Linked DNA regions of Homo sapiens: region 1 is linked to region 2. A link is a loop called in an ENCODE intact Hi-C map of the cell type or tissue named here. Cell type or tissue: heart left ventricle. All regions are shown on one strand.

The links. Hi-C counts contacts between places; a loop is a spot of excess contacts. Peaks named below come from ENCODE experiments on the same cell type or tissue, not always from the same donor. Only the 100,000 strongest peaks of a DNase experiment are listed, where the experiment ranks them.
Region 1: a loop joins it to region 2, with 5 times the contacts of the local background. A loop is called at or near these places in 31 of 110 quality-filtered maps.

Annotation. Positions count from the first base shown.
Region 1 is chr2:65,569,547-65,577,546 of GRCh38, forward strand. No RefSeq gene overlaps it. Among named protein-coding and RNA genes, the nearest start is that of LINC03050, 29 kb to the right of the region's middle. RefSeq lists enhancers at 6,884-8,000, 7,303-7,802. In heart left ventricle, a CTCF peak has its summit at 3,784 (motif pointing left); no DNase peak of the experiment used is centred here; H3K4me3 peaks cover 464 bases; H3K27ac peaks cover 1,451 bases.
Region 2 is chr2:65,060,337-65,068,336 of GRCh38, forward strand. The region is part of intron 1 of CEP68 (centrosomal protein 68); the gene reads left to right. Among named protein-coding and RNA genes, the nearest start is that of CEP68, 7.9 kb to the left of the region's middle. RefSeq lists enhancers at 845-1,346, 7,232-8,000. In heart left ventricle, a CTCF peak has its summit at 4,567; a DNase peak (open chromatin) is centred at 4,825; H3K27ac peaks cover 1,262 bases.

The sequences.
Region 1 (8,000 bases), 510 kb after region 2:
ACCTCCACCTCCCGGGTTCAAGCGATTCTCCTGCCTCAGCCTCCTGAGTAGCTGGGATTACAGGCACCTGTCACCATGCCTGGCTAATTTTTGTATTTTTAGTAGAGACAGGGTTACACCATGTTGGCCAGGCTAGTCTCAAACTCCTGACCTCAGGTGATCCACCCTCCTCGGCCTCCCAAAGTGCTGGGATTACAGGCATGAGCCATTGTGCCCAGTGATTCATTCTATTCTTTTCTTTTCCTCTTTCTTTCTTCCTTCCTTTCTTTCTCTTTCTTCTTTCTTTTCTTTTCTTTTCTTTCTTTCTTCCTTCCTTCCTTTCCTTCCTTCCTTCCTTCCCTCTTTTCTTTTCTTTCTTTTTTCCTTTCTTTTCTCTCTCTCTCTCTTTCACTCTCTCCTGTTGAGACGGAGTCTCGCTCTGTTGCCCAGGCTGGAGTGCAGTGGTGCGGTCTCTGCTCACTGCAACCTTCGCCTCCCGGGTTCGAGCAATTCTCTTGCCTCAGCTTCCTGAGTAGCTGGGATTACAGGCAGGCACCCCATGCCTGGCCAATTTTTGTATTTTTAGTAGAGATGGGGTTTCACAATGTTGGTCAGGCTGGTCTTGAACTCCTGACCCTGTGATCCGCCCGCCTCGGCTTCCCAAAGTGGTGGGATTATAGGCGTGAGCCACTGCGCCCGGCTGATAGTTTCTTTTGCTTTTCAGAGACTGTTTAGTTTAATTAGGTCCCACTTGTCAATTTTTTTTTTTTTTTGTTACTGTTTTTGGAGGCTTCATAATGAAGTCTTTGCCTGGGTCAATGTCCAGAATGTTATTTCCTAGATTTTCTTCCTGGGTTTTTATAGTTTTAAGTTTTACATTTAAGTCTTTAATCCATCTTGAGTTGATTTTTGTACATGGTGTAAGGAAAGGGTCCAGTTTCAATCTTCTGCATATGGCTAGCCAGTTATCCCAGCACTATTTATCGAATAGAGAGACCTTTTCCTGTTCCTTGTTTTTGTCAGTTTTGTCAAAGATCAGATAGTTGTAGATGTGTGGCTTTATTTCTGTGTTCTCTAACTGTTCCATTGGTCTATGTGTGTTTTTGTATCAGTACCATGTGGTTTTGGTTACTGTATCCTTATAGCATAGTTTAAAGTTGGGTAGTGTGATGCCTCCAGCTATGTTCATTTTGCTTGGGATTGTTTTGGCTATTCAGGCCCTTTTTTGGTTCCAAATGAATTTTAGAATGTTTCTTTTTCTAATTCTGTGAAAAATGTCATTGGTAGTTTGATAGGAATATCATTGAATCTGTAGATAGCTTTGGACAGTATGTCTATTTTAACAATATTGATTCTTCCTATTCATGAACATGGAATGTTTTTCCATTTGTTTGTGTTATCTCTGAGTTTTTTCAGCAGTGTTTTATAATTCTCCCTGTAGAGATCTCTCACCTCTCTGGTTAGCTATATTCCTAGGTACCTTATTTTTGTGTGTGGCTATTGTGAATGGGATTGCAGTCTTGATTTGGCTCTCAGCTTGGATGCTATTGGTGTATAGAAGTGCTACTGATTTTTGTACATTAATTTTGTATCCTGAAACTTTGCTGAAATTGTTTATCAGATCAATGAACCTTTGGGCAGAGACTATGGGGTTTTCAAGGTATAGAATCGAATTGTCTGGGCCAGGTGCAGTGGCTCATGCCTGTAATCCCAGCACTTTGGAAGGCTGAGGCAGGTGGATCACCTAAGGTTAGCAGTTCAAGACCAGCCTGGCCAACATGGTGAAACTCCATCTCTACTAAAAATAGAAAAATATTAGCCGGGCGTGGCGGTGCTCACCTATAATCCCAGCTACTTGGGAGGCCGAGGCAGGAGAATTGCTTGAACCCGGGAGGCGGAGGTTGCGGTGAGCCGAGATCACACCATTGCACAGCCTGGGCAACAAAAGTAAAACTCTGTCTCTTAAAAAAAGCAAAGAAAAGAAAAGAAAAGAAAAAAATCATATTGTCTGCAAAGAGAGAGAGTTTTTCTTCCTCTTTTCCTATTTGGATTAGGCCTTTTTTTTTTTTTTTTTTTTTTTTGGAGACAGAGTCTCACTCTCTTACCCAGGCTGGTGTGCAAAGTGGTGCGATCTTGGCTCACTGCAACCTCTGCCTCCTGGGTTCAAGCGATTGTCCTGTCTCAGCCTCCTGAGTAGCTAGGATTACAGGCACCCGCCACCACGCCCGGCTAATTTTTGTATTTTTAATAGAGACGAGGTTTCTTCATGTTGGTCAGGCTGGTCTCGAACTCCTGACCTCAGGTGATCCGCCTGCCTTGGCCTCCCAAAGTGCTAGGATTACAGGTGTGAGGCACCGTGCCTGGCCAAGAAGTACGATTTTTGCAAAAAAAAAAAATTCATATAAGAACATGTCCTGGCTAAAAAAAACTAAAGAAATAAAGAATAAAAATAATTTTTAAAAGTCTTTTTTGTTTTTTAAAGCAACCAATTTGCTCCATAGTTATTATGTGAGAGATCTTTAGAATTGTGGATGGCTGGGAAACTACTCATTTGCCACTCATCAAGTAGATTGGTTTTGCTTTTGATTTCTTGGTGATTTCTTGAAAAATGTATCTGCCCTCCCCCCAGCCCCGCCCCGCAAATTCATATGTTGAAGCCCTTAATGGCCCAGAACTTCAGAATGTGACTGTAGATTGTATTTGGAGATAGGGCCTTTAAAGAAGTCATTAAGTTAAAACAGTCTTTAGGGTGGGCCCTAATTCAGTATTACTGGTATCTTTATAAGAAGTGGGGATTAGGACCCAGCCAACACGGGCTGAAGGACAGCCATGTGAGGACACAGTGGAAAGGTGGCTATCTGCAAGACTGGGCATGGTGGCTTACACCTGAAATCCCAGCACTTTGAGAGGCCGAGGTGAGAGGATTGCTTGAGCCCAGGAGTTCAAGACCAGCCTGTGCAATGTGGTGAAACCCTGTCTCTACAAAACAATACAAAAAATTAGCCAGGCATGGTGGCGTGCACCTGTAATCTCAGCTACTCGGGAGGCTGAGGTAGGAGAATTGCTTGAATCCAGGAGGTGGAGGTTGCAGTGAGCTGAGATCCAGCCACTGCACTCCAGTCTGGGCAACAGAGAAGACACTGTCTCAAAAAAAAAAAAAAAAAAAAAAAAGAGAAAAGAAAAAGATGGCCATTTGCAAACCAAGAAGAGAGGCCTCAAGAGAAAATAACTCTCCAACAAAACACTTTGGGCTTCTGTTAAGCCCCCAAGTTTGTTATGGCAGCCCCAGCAAACTAATACATTTGGTTTTTTTTTTTTTTTCTTTTTGAGATGGAGTCTTGCTCTGTCGCCCAGGCTGGAGTGCAGTGGCGCGATCTTGGCTCACTGCAAGCTCCGCCTCCCGGGTTCATGCCATTCTCCTGCCTCAGCCTCCCGAGTAGCTGGGACTACACGCGTCCGCCACCACGCCCGGCTAATTTTTTGTATTTTTAGTAGAGACGGGGTTTCACCGTGTTAGCCAGGATGGTCTGGATCTTCTGACCTCGTGATCCGCCCGCCTCGGCCTCCCAAAGTGCTGGGATTACAGGCGTGAGCCACCACGCCCGGCCACATTTGGGTTTTGTATGACTTGCTTCATTCAGGCCAAAGATAAATTGAGGAACATATATATATATTTGTATTGGACATTTGCTTGGATCCAAAATATGGCAAAATCAAGTCTGTTTATCTAGCGGGAACTTAGCCATTGACTACTTGAGGACTGTTTCTCTTCAAACCTTTGGGGACAGTGACATCTAGTGGTAGTTTCTTTTATATACCCTTTTCAGTTCTCTTCTGGCCGTACATTAGAATCACTTGAGGGGATGGGAAAAACAAAACAAAACAAAAAACAAAAGGCCTTGCGCGGTGGCTCAAGCCTGTAATCCTAGCACTTTGGGAGGCCGAGGCGGATGGATTGCCTGAGCTCAGGAGATCGAGACTAGCCTGGGCAACACAGTGAAACCCCATCTCTACTAAAAAAAAACAAACAAAAAACAAAAAGAAAATTAGCCGGGCGTGCGCCTGTAATCCCAGCTGCTCGGGAGGCTGAGGCAGGAGAATCACTTGAACCAGGGAGGCGGAGGTTGCAGTGAGCCAGGATCGCGCCACTGCACTCCAGCCTGGGTGACAGAGGGAGACGCTGTCTCAAAAAAAAAAAAAAAAAAAAAAAAAAAAAAAAAAAAAAAAAGGCCAATGCCTAGGCTTTACCTAGCCAATTATGCCAGAATCTCTGGGAATGGGAACCAGTCATCAGTATTTAAAAGGGCTTTCTACATTAGTCCAAAGTGTACCCAAGGTTGAGAAGCACAGATTCTTAATGAAAGCAACTCTGGATTGTAAAAATATGAGCTCATATTATGTTGCCATTTCTCACAATATGAAAAAGTTTGTTAACTTCTGCACTTATTTATTGTCCCTCTGCCTCCAAAGAAGGTAAAATACATGAGGGAGGGAGCACGGTCTGGTTAGCTTTTGGATGCCAAGAGCCTGGAACAGTGCTGCACAGTCTGGGCTCATAATAGCTTTTGTGAAATGAATGAATGAAAAATAGAGCATGGGACCAGGCGCCCGGTGGCTCACGCCTGTAATCCCAGCACTTTGGGAGGCCGGGGCGGGAGGATCACCTGAGGTCAGGAGTTCGAGACCAGCCTGGCCAATGTGGTTAAACCCCGTCTCTACTAAAAATACAAAAATTAGTTGGGCGTGGTGGTGGGTGCCCATAATCCCAGCTACTCAGGAGGCTGAGGCAGGACAATCGCTTGAACCCGGGAGGCAGAGGTTGTAGTGAGCCGAGATCGTGCCATTGCACTCCAGCCTGGGCAACAAGAGCTAAAAACTCTGTCTCAGAAAAGAAAAAGAAAAAGAAAAAGAAAAATAGAGCATGCTGTCAGGTTGCATTAATCTGGAATATGGCTGTCATGTGAAACAGCAGTCTCACTGTGAAGTTTAGGACATGTTATATTTGGTTCAATTGAAAGTAACTTATGGAATCTTATAGGATTCCAAATGTCTGAAACAGACGTTTCTTGGTCTGTCATACAACTTTGGTTGACTTCTTGGCATCTTTATGCCTCTGATCCTAGGAGAGGATTTTCTGAGTTTCAATATAGCAGCAGGTTCTCAATGTCTACTAAGTGTTCTAGTTAAAAAGAAATGTTAAACTATTAGCTTTTCTTCTGTGCTTTTCTCCCCATTGTCTTGAGGCTTAGAAAGTTCTATATTATTACAAAACCAGTGAAATACACACTTACAACATTTCTAGTTTTAAAACTACTTCTTTTTTATATTTTATGGCCTAAAATAACTGGGATTAAATTTTCTGCGTATGGTGCATAGTGAGTATTGAACTTTCTATTCTTTTCTTAACCCTGAGAGTCCATCTTCCCCACATGACTTGCGGATACTCCATGACTTTGCTCATTTGTGATGCACACTTTTTCCCGCAGTAAGTCTTTTTATATACTAATGTGAGAGGTGTTAGAATGGGACTTTTCCTGGCAAAGTGTGTGGAAAACAATTCCTCACTTGCAGACTCTCAAGGGAAATCTCTGGGGAACTGCTCCCTGACTTTTGGACATCCTTAAAAACAGAGATGAGAGAAAGAAAAAGAACAAGCCTTGGTGAAGAGGTTTCTTTGGAGAGAGTTGTTGCTGTGCTCTTGGGCCCCCAACTTCCCTTTTCAGGGAGGAGTGGGAAGTGCTCATTCTAACTCCAGGCTTGAGACCGCTGGGGGAATTTCAAAAAGTGGTTTCCACAGGAAAGACATGGAGCAGCCAGCTTGGGCGACAGAGTGAGACTTCGTCTCAAAAAAAACAAAAACAAAACAAAACAAAAAAAGTGTGTGCCAAATATTATATTGACAGGACATCCTTATTTTGAAGTCAAGACTGTGTTTGGGATTTACAGTGACGTAAGAATTGTCTCTGACCTAGAAGTGGGCAAAAAAAAACAAAAAAACAAAAAAACTGATGACATTTTCCTCTGAGGAACAGGCTGATATCTTTGTAAGTAAAAATGAAAGGGTTGAGAGATAGAGCAAATGAGCTGTTTTGGTCACTATAATCAGGTGTCTTGCTTATTCAATGTACTGATTGCATTAGGACTGCTTTCAGGGCTCCTCTCATCATCACGGTTCCCTCTCCAAATGCTCTAGATGTGGTTTGTCTTAATAGTTGAATGGTTGAATAGTTGAATGGTTGAAAATAACAGAGCCCTCCTTAAAGCAGGTTAAACAGAAAAGAGAATTTACTGTAAGGTTACATAGGTGGCTATAAGAGTAGGCATTCAATTTTTTGTCTTTTTTTTTTTTTTTTTTTTTTAGATGGAGTCTCACTCTGATGTCCAGGCTGGAGTGCAGTGGTGCAATCTCGGCTCACTGCAACATCCGCCTCCTGGGTTCAAGCGATTCTCCTACCTTAGCCTCTCGAGTAGCTGGGATTACAGGCACCTGCCACAATGCCCAGCTAATTTTTGTAATTTTAGTAGAGACGGGGTTTTACCATGTTGGCCAAGCTGGTCTCGAGCTCCTGACCTCAGGTGATCCACCCACCTCAGCCTCCCAAAGTGTTGGGATTATAGGCGTGAGCCACCACGCCTGGACTAATATGAGTTAGAAGTAAATGAACTAATTCAGGGATAGACACTTAATGTGAACTCAAGCCAGGAAGTAAGGAGCTTTCCCCTGACAACAGTGATTGAGATAGGAAAGGGGACAGGTTTAGGTTAGCACAATTAGTACGAAGTCAGGCCTTTGCTCAGTGACTGTGGGAGAAGAAACTCTTTGTCTGGTCAGTATACATAGCTGTGAGGTCTGGAGCTGTAGCAACCACTTGGTATCTTGAACAAAGCTAGATTTGAGATGATGCTGACACAGGAGAGAAGGCAATTGATGAAAGAAATGCAGAGCCAGAGCCCTGATCCAGCCACTCCTGAACCCATCACTACATTAAACTTCCCAAGTATAGCAGTGGTTCCCACTGGGGGCAATTTAGCTCCTGAAGGGATATTTGGCAATATCTGGAGACATTTTTGGTTGCTACAACTGGATGGGTGCTCCTGGCACCCAATGGATAGAGACCAAGGATGCTGCTAAATCCCCTATAGTATATAAGAGAGCACTCTTTCCTTTGCAACATAGAATTATCTGGCCCAAAATGTCTGTATTGCTGAGGTTGAGAGACTCTGACCTAGAGATTTGATTAGATCTAAGTTCTTTTTTGGGCAAGGATGCTTTGTAGGCACTGTGTACTTGCTTTTACGTCACAACAGGCTTGTTCTCTTGGCTTTTCTGGATTTCTGTACCTGCCATTGCTCCCCTCTCTCAGTGCCTGGTGAGCCCCTCCCTAGCCTCTCTCACAAGCCCAGTGGGCTGCCTTCTCCTTGTAAACTCTCCACACCCTGGCTCTTCTCACTATGGCATTTGCTGGGCATTTTGGGGCTCGTTGGTGTGTGTTTGGCCCCCACTGGGCTGGAGATCCTGGGAAGGCAGGGACTCAGTCTATCTTCTCTCGTGCATTCAGGACACTGGGACTGGTAGATCCTGATATGTAAATAAATCAATGACAAACGAATGACTCATAACTCGGATATTTGAGTTGGTCAGAGGCAATGTCTCTTTCTCTGTGGGCAGGAACTGAATCAACACAGTGGAATTTTCTTTTTCTTTCTTTCTTTTTTTTTTTTTTAGACAGAGTTTCGCTCTTGGAGTGCGATGGTGCGATCTCAGCTCACGGCAACCTCTGCCTTCCGGGTTCAAGAGATTCTCCTGCCTCAGCCTCCCAAGTAGCTGGCATTACAGGCATCCACCACCATGCCCAGCTAATTTTTGTATTTTTAGAAGAGATGGGGTTTCACCATGTTGGCCAGGCTGGTCTCAAATTCCTGACCTCAGGTGATCCACCCACCTCGGCCTCCCAGAGTGCTGGGATTGCAGGTGTGAACCACCGTGCCCGGCCAACACAGTGGTATTTTCACAAGTCCAT
Region 2 (8,000 bases):
AGAGAATGCTATGGTACAGTGAGTGGCAATCTTAATAGTATCTCTTGAGAGCGGTAAGATTCTTCTCAGTCTTCATACGTGCAGCCTGATGACCTCACAAAAAAGTGTCAGGGCCGGGCACAGTGGCCCATACCTGTAATCCCAGCATTTTGGGAGGCCAAGGAGGGAGGATTGCTTGAGTTCAGGAGTTTGAGACCAGTCCGGGCAACATAGCGAGGCCTCGTCTCTTAAAAAAAAATAAATGAATAAAAATAAAAACTGTCAGTATAGTAAAAGCAGTGGTCTGTGGAAATGCACCCATGTGGTCCAGGTACAGCCTCTTCTGACAGTGACTTTTGTTATAAGGAAGGTGTTTTTCTGCTTTGCTCTTTAGTGAGAAAAAAGGTGCTGTTGATTGACATATTCAGCCCTCAGCATCCTTGTACATTGAGCTTTGTTACACATGGACACTCTGCTGACTGCTGAGGAGGCCAGAGAGCTTGGGGTTGAGGGGAGGAGTAGCTGGGACTCAGTCAAGCTCCTTGTAGATGTGACTTACATCTCTTTAAAGGCTATCTAGGTTGGGCGCAGTGGCTCACGCCTGTAATCCCAGCACTTTGGGAGGCCGAGGCAGGAGGATCACATAAGGTCAGGAGTTCGAGACCAGCCTGGCCAACATGGTGAAACCCTGTCTCTACTAAAAATACTAAAATTAGCCAGGCGTGGTGGTGGGTGCCTGTAATCCCAACTACTCAGGAGACTGAGGCAGGAGAATTGCTTGAACCTGGGAGGTGGAGGTTGCAGTGAGATAGCACCACTGCACTCCAGCCTGGGCAACACAGCAAGACTCCATCTCAAATTAAAAAAAAGAAAAAAAAGGGCTACCTAAAGACCTTGCCTTGTAAATGAGAACATTGGCCTTGCTGGGAGGCTGTCTGGTAGCCCTGGTCAGTCAGCCAACAGATAAGTGAGTGAGAAGGCGAGGGAACAGACAGCCAAGCAGCCTAGCCCACAGCCCTCCCTACCGCATTGATCTACAGGGACCCACTGGCTCCTCCTAGGGCCCTGGGAGATTCCTTCTGTTCTTTTGACTCTAAGCAAAACTTCCAGAAGCAGCCCTGGGGAGAAAAGAAGGGGCTCCCGGTGCCCAAGGATCCTGGGGATGGCCTCGGCCCATGGCCAAGCCACAGCAGACACAGTCTACCCTCCGTAGCTTTGAGTCTTTTCTTCATTTTCACTTTACTTTGATTTTACCTGCAGAGAAGGGGGACAAAGTGCTCAGAGTGACCTATCCCACAGTGAAAGACAGGGCTGGTGTGGGGGACTGTGGGGCTCCAGGGGGACTTCCCAGCAGGGCAGGAGCAGGTGGAGCAGCAGTTGCTCTTTGCTGCTGGCCTCCCAGTCTCAGGCCTCCAGCCACAGTTTTCCTGGCACCCACGCCACCCTGAAGCAGGCCTCAGTCACCTTTTGTGACTGGCCCCTTTGTTGGCTTCCCCTACGTGTCTTTACCTCCTTTCATGTGACCTCCCATGCCTGCTTGGCCTCTGCCTTTAAGCTCCTTTATTCCATAAATCTAGTTCCCCCAGAGTTCTTCCAGCAAGCTCTGCTGGGTCCTGCCTTCTGTTTCCTTGTGGACAGTTTCATGTTATTGGAGAAAGAGCAGCATGGAAAGCCTCTTTGGTTCTCTGGGCAGGTTCTGCCACTGTGTGTTCATGGCAATTATCACTTATTCCTGTGGCCTCCTGTGAAAACAGGTTTGGAGGTTTTGGCCCTGAACTCATAGGGCTTGCTCAGTCTAGCAACACCTGGCCTCTGTGGCTGGCACAGGTGACTGTGCGCTCAGGTAAGAGACGAGCCCTTGCCAGAACAGAGCTCCCTGGGCAAAGTTGGTATAAATGAGATTGTTTCAAAGGGAGCTCACGACTTAAAGAGTCCTGGCCAGGTGCGGTGACTCCCGCCTGTAAGCCCAACACTTTGGGAGGCCGAGGCAGGCAGGTCACTTGAGGCCGGGAGTTCGAGAGCAGCCTGGCCAACATGGTTAAACCCCGTATCTACTAAAAATAGAAAAATTAGCGGGGATGGTGGCACGCACCTGGAGTCCCAGCTGCTTTGGAGGCTAAGCCAGGAGAATTGCTTGAACCCGGGAGGCAGAGGTTGCAATGAGCCAAGATCTCGCTGCTGTACTCCAACCTGGGCGACAGAGTGAGACTCCATCTCAAAAAAAAAAAAAAAAAAAGAGGCGGGGCGTGATGGCTTATATCTGTAAACCCAGCACTCTGGGAGGCCTAGGCGGGTGGATTGCCTAAGCTCAGGAGTTCGAGACCAGCCTTGGCAACATATCGAAACCCTGTCCCTACTAAAAATACAAAAAATGAACCACGCATGGTGGTGCACGCCTGTAATCCCAGCCATTTGGGAGGCTGAGGCACAAGAATCCCTTGAACCCGGGAGGCAGAGGTTGTAGTGAGCCAAGATCGTGCCACTGCACTCCAGCCTGGGCGACAGAGCGAGACTCTATCTCAAAAAAAAAAATAGTCCTAGGGGAGGTCCTTTTTTGTTGAAAGGAGGATTGCTCTCTAGTTGATCATTCATCTGTTTGAGGGGTTTAGTCAAGAGCAAGAGCAGAGCCTCACCCCTCCCACAGTTCCCAGTCCTCCTCTCTCCATCTTGGACAGAAGTGAGTGGGAGGAAGCCCGGCAGCTGTGACAGGAGTGTCCTAGGGTGATGCAGCATATACGAAGAAGGGTCAGATGTCCAGGCTTAGAGTTTGTGTTACCACATGCATGATTTGTGGGCGTATTTTTACTGTAGGGCAAGAGTAAGCCAAGCCTACATCACTCCTAATTATATCTGGTGGATCATACAGCCTCTTCAGGTTCTGGAAACTAACAGAATTTTAATAGCAAAGTCCAGATGGTCCCTAGAATATCCTGAAGCTTATGTGGCTTGTCTCTTGGTTTGACAAAGGACAAGGCAGTTCTGTTGTGTACAGACCTTTCTCAGAGGGTAAGGTTGAGTTCACTGTCTGTGCTCTGATGTCTCCTGTCATTCAGTCCAACCTCCTGGCACTTCCTTCATTTGGGAGGCGACGGGGGCCTGTGCCCCATCATGGAGCTGCTAGCCTCCAGGAGCACTGTAAAATGTGTGATCCGAGAACGGGAGGCCCCACATTAGGAAATTGTTTAAAGCTGATGACCTGGGAGACTGTGTGGGTCCAAGACAACAAGCGCTATTCACCAGTCTGAGAAGGATAAGCTGCCTCTTATTAGAAGTGCAACCTGAATCTATCGCCCCCACCCCTACCCCAGAGGGTTAGGAGGAATGATGTGTAAAATCTCGGATCTATGGAAATGAAGACCAGACCTTCATGCAGTGTTACAGATGGCCACCGGCCAGATGCAGACAGGGTTGAGTCCTAGGAATCCAAAACTTGTGCGTTTATCATAGCCTGGGCCAGTGTTTTCTTCGGCATGATTGCTGTTTTAAAAGAGGTTTGTCTTCAGTCATTACTTCAGGAAGTTTTCCCCTATTATTTTTATCCCAACTGATTTCTCCCTTTCGTTGCATTTTGGTAACATTTCATAGACAGTTTTGAATGCATTATAGATTGGTTTTTATTTTCTTTCACATGTGTCTGTCTTGGTTCTCATAATAAACTTGTATAATAGGGGGGAAAAGCATGATTTGTCAGGCAGATTAATAAGATTATGAAGGGACTGTTTATCCAGTCTAAGAAAGTAACTACCTTCATTCCGTCTTTACAGACGTACAATTTCCTTGAAAATCATTGAATTTCAGATCTTCTTACCTGGTTGCTGAAGGGACTTTGGCCACACTACTAACCTAGTTTAGGTTTGTGTGTATCCTTGTAAGTTACTTAGGGATGTCAACTGAATAGTTTGTAATAGCTCACCACTCCCTATCTCTCCAGGCTAAATAGATACCTTCTTTTTTGAATAATGAGGTCCAGACAAGATGAATAAAAAGTACATGATCAAAACAAAGGGATAATTTGTTTGCACCCCTCCCTTGCCCCATCATCATCTTATTCCAGCACCTTGTCTCAAGATCGCACCCTTTAGTGAGAGGTGTGGGGAATCTCTAGCCATTGAGAGAGTTTTTAGAAATCGAGCAAGAGGCCGGGCGTGGTGGCTCACACCTGTAATCCCAGCACTTTGGGAGGCCGAGGCAGGCAGATCACGATGTCAGGAGATCGAGACCATCCTGGCTAATGTGGTGAAACCCCATCTCTACTAAAAATACAAAAAATTAGCTGGGTGCGGTGGTGGGCGCCTGTAGTCCCAGCTACTCGGGAGGCTGAGGCAGGAGAATGGCGTGAACCCGGGAGGTGGAGCTTGCAGTGAGCTGAGATAGCGCCACTGCAGTCCAGCCTTGGCGAAAAAGCGAGACTCCGTCTCAAAAAAAAAAAAAAAAAGAAATGGAGCAAGAAGTAGCAATTGGGAATTATGGGCTATACCCAGCCTTCACCCTGGTTTTTCTAGCTCACGGGCGCAGCTGTTCCCCTACTTATGAAAACAAAACTTGCCTGTAAACGTCTTCATGTGCAGTTTCTTAATGAGCCACAAGGTGAGGATGTGGCTCCGTAAGATCTCTGTCTCAGCAAGATTTGTCACTCTTCTCTTTGTCCCTCCACCAGTCTTCTCTCTCTTCTGCTTTGTGGCTTAACTGTTTGATCACTTATTCCCCAGTTGGCTCATAAACAGCTTGGGCTCTGGAGTTGGGCAGTCCTGGACTTGTCTCACTCAGAGGCTTCGTTTCCCCATCTGTGACGTGAGGATTAAAGACCCTGGCTCCCGTGGGAACTGGCCCTCACATGTGCTGGTGGAGTGTAGAGTGATACCACTCAGCAGAGGGCCACTTGGCAGTGTGTGCAAAAGCACCCTTCGCCTCAGCAGCTCTACTTCTGCAATTCATGCTGAGGATGTGCCAGCACAAATGTGTGTGCATAGTGACTCATCATAGCATTGTTTGGACTAGCAAAAAAGACTAGAAATAACCCAAATGTCCACTAATAAGGGACTGGTGAAATAAACTAGTGCGTCCTTACACCAGAATACAGTACTGGTCAGTAATGAAAAAGAGGAAGCTGTCTTTGTACGGTAAGTCCTCACTTGATGTCGTCAGTAAGTTCTTGGAAACCGTGACTCTGCCACTTGAAAGGACATATAACGAAACCAATTTTACCATAGTCTAATTGATATAAATAAGAGTTAAGCTCCTATGGCATATTTCTGGTCATGAAAGCATCACCAAACTTCTAAGTAAAGACTAAAACACTTTTAAATTAAATAGTGAAATAAATGTGAGCTGTACATACATTTATGAAAGATGAATAAAAACAAGTAAGATGAGCCAGGCGTGGTGGCTCATGCCTGTAATCCCAGCACTTTGGGAGGCCAACTAGGGCGGATCATTTGAGGTCAGGAGTTCCAGATCAGCCTGGCCAACATGGTGAAACCCCATACAAAAATTAGTCAGGCATGGTGGTGAGTGTCTGTAGTCCCAGCTACTCAGAAGGCTGAAGCAGGAGAATTGCTTGAAGCCAGGGGCCGGAGGTTGCAGTGAGCCAAGATCACGCCACTGCACTCCAGCCTAGGTGACAAACCGAGACTTCATCTTAAAAAAAAAAAAAAAAACACAAGATTATGATTTACCTGCTTACTCAAATGGGTTCAAGTTCGCAGGTAGCTGGAGCCTGTCCCAGCAGCTGAGGGTGTAAGGAGGGAACCAATCATGGGCAGGACTTCATCCCATGGCAGGGCACGCTCACTCATCTACCCACACTCAGACCAGGACCATGTAGTCAGCCCCATTCACCTAAGTATATGTTTTCAGGATGTGGGAGGAAACCCGAGTATCCAGATGAACTGGATATCATCCAGGCAGACATGGGGAGAATGTGCACACTCCATACAGACAGTGACCTCAGTCAGGAATCAGGGTTTCTTATCAATGATATAATGAAAAGACATTGGACCGGCTGGGCGGTGTGGCTTACACCTGTAATCCTAGCACTTTGGGAGGCTGAGGCGGGTGGATCACGAGGTCAGAAGTTCAAGACCAGCCTGGCCAAGATGGCGAAACCCCGTCTCTATTAAAAATACAAAAATTGGCCAGGCACGGTGGCTCACGCCTGTAATCCCAGCACTTTGGGAGGCTGAGGCGGGTGGATCATAAGGTCAGAATTTCAAGACCAGCCTGGCCAGGATGGTGAAACCCCATCTCTACTAAAAATATAAAAATTAGCCAGGTGTGGTGGTGGGTGCCTGTAATCCCAGCTACTCGGGAGGCTGAGGCAGAGAATTGCTTGAACCCAGGAGGCAGAGGTTGCAGTGAGCCGAGATCACACCACTGCACACCAGCCTGGAAGACAGAGTGAGACTCTGTCTCAAAAAAAAAAAAAAAAAAAATATATATATATATATATATATACACACACAAAAAAAAATTAGCTGGGCATGGTGGCACATGCCTGTAATCCCAGCTGCTTGGGAGGCTGAGGCAGGAGAATTGCTTGAACCAGGGAGGCGGAGGTTGCAGTGAACTGAGATCGCACCAGTGCACTCCAGCCTGGGCAACAGAGTGAGACTCTGTCTCAAAAAAAAAAAAGATATCGTACCAAGTGATGTTACTGAAGGACCTGCTGTATTGCTTAGGAATGAGCCCCTAGATATTTTTTGTAGAGAAAAGAAAACCAAGGTTCTGAATAGTATGACCTATACAGTTTGCTACTTTTATGTAAAAAAAAAAAGGGAGGGAAGGATAAGCCTGGTACAGTGGCTTATGCCTATAATCCCAGCACTTTGGGAGGTGGGTGGATTGCCTGAGGTCAGGAGTTCAAGACCAGCCTGGCTAACATGGTGAAACCCCATCTCTACTAAAAATATAAAAAAATTAGCCAGGCATGGTGGCGCACGCCTGTAGTCCCAGCTAGCCGGGAGGCTGAGGTAGGAGAATCGCTTGAACCCGGGAGGTGGAGGTTGCAGTGAGCTGAGATCACACCGCTGAACTCTATCTAGCCTGGGTGATGGAGCAAGACTCAGTTTCTGGGGGAACAAAAGTGGGGGAAGGATGAACATAGATATTTGCATCAGGAAACAAGGGTCATACACAAAACTAGTAAGGCTGGTTCCCTGATTTTGTGGGAGTATCTAGTAGTAAATATTTTGTTTGATTTGTATTTAAAAATGGGCTGCTTTTTCTCCCATTTGGCTCCTTTGTCCTTCCTTGTAAGGTGACCTGTTACACTGATTCTGTCCATGCCTCCCCATGACACTAATGACAACAGCCAACACTTAGTGTCCATACCATGCCAGGCACTGTCATAGATGTTCTGCCTGCCCTGGCTCATTTTGGCAAAGGAATGGGGGACAAGGGCGGAGAGAGACTTACATCTGCTGTGCATTTTACATTTGAGCTGTATATTACCTTTCAAAAATAATTTTCTGATTAGTTCCTGCCCCACCTGGTGGTTGTGGGAACTAGACGAGCGTCCGTGCGAAGGGCATGCTCTTCTCCAGGGTCACTTCTGAATCAGGCTGGAGCCTGGCATGCCCCATCAGGCAGAGTAGGGAAGGGCCCTCTTGGATTCCAGTGCAAGGCGTCCTCAGTGTGTGCAGTGCCCATCTAGGTGGTATTTCCCAGCGTGTGAGCTGAGTAAGATGAGCCCGCAGCCATTCCCCCTTTGCAGGCTCTCCACCAGCATCTCCTCTTACCATCTGTTTGCCTCCTGACTAAGGAAACAAGGCCATTTCTGCCCACATTTAAGCTTTGAGGTTGGCCCAGTGCACTCCGGGTGGCTGCCGACATCCTGGGCATTCACGGTTCCGTTACCTCCCCTTCCACATCCTCCCAGCATTGGTCTTCCTCCTGTTGGCTTTTTGGCCCCCTACCCCATCCCACCAGGGCTCTCAGCATCAACTTTTGCTGGCATGCTTAGGCTGAGGGTGATGTCCCTCTGTTGTTCCTGAACCTCTTTGTGTTGGAATGGTCCTGTTTGC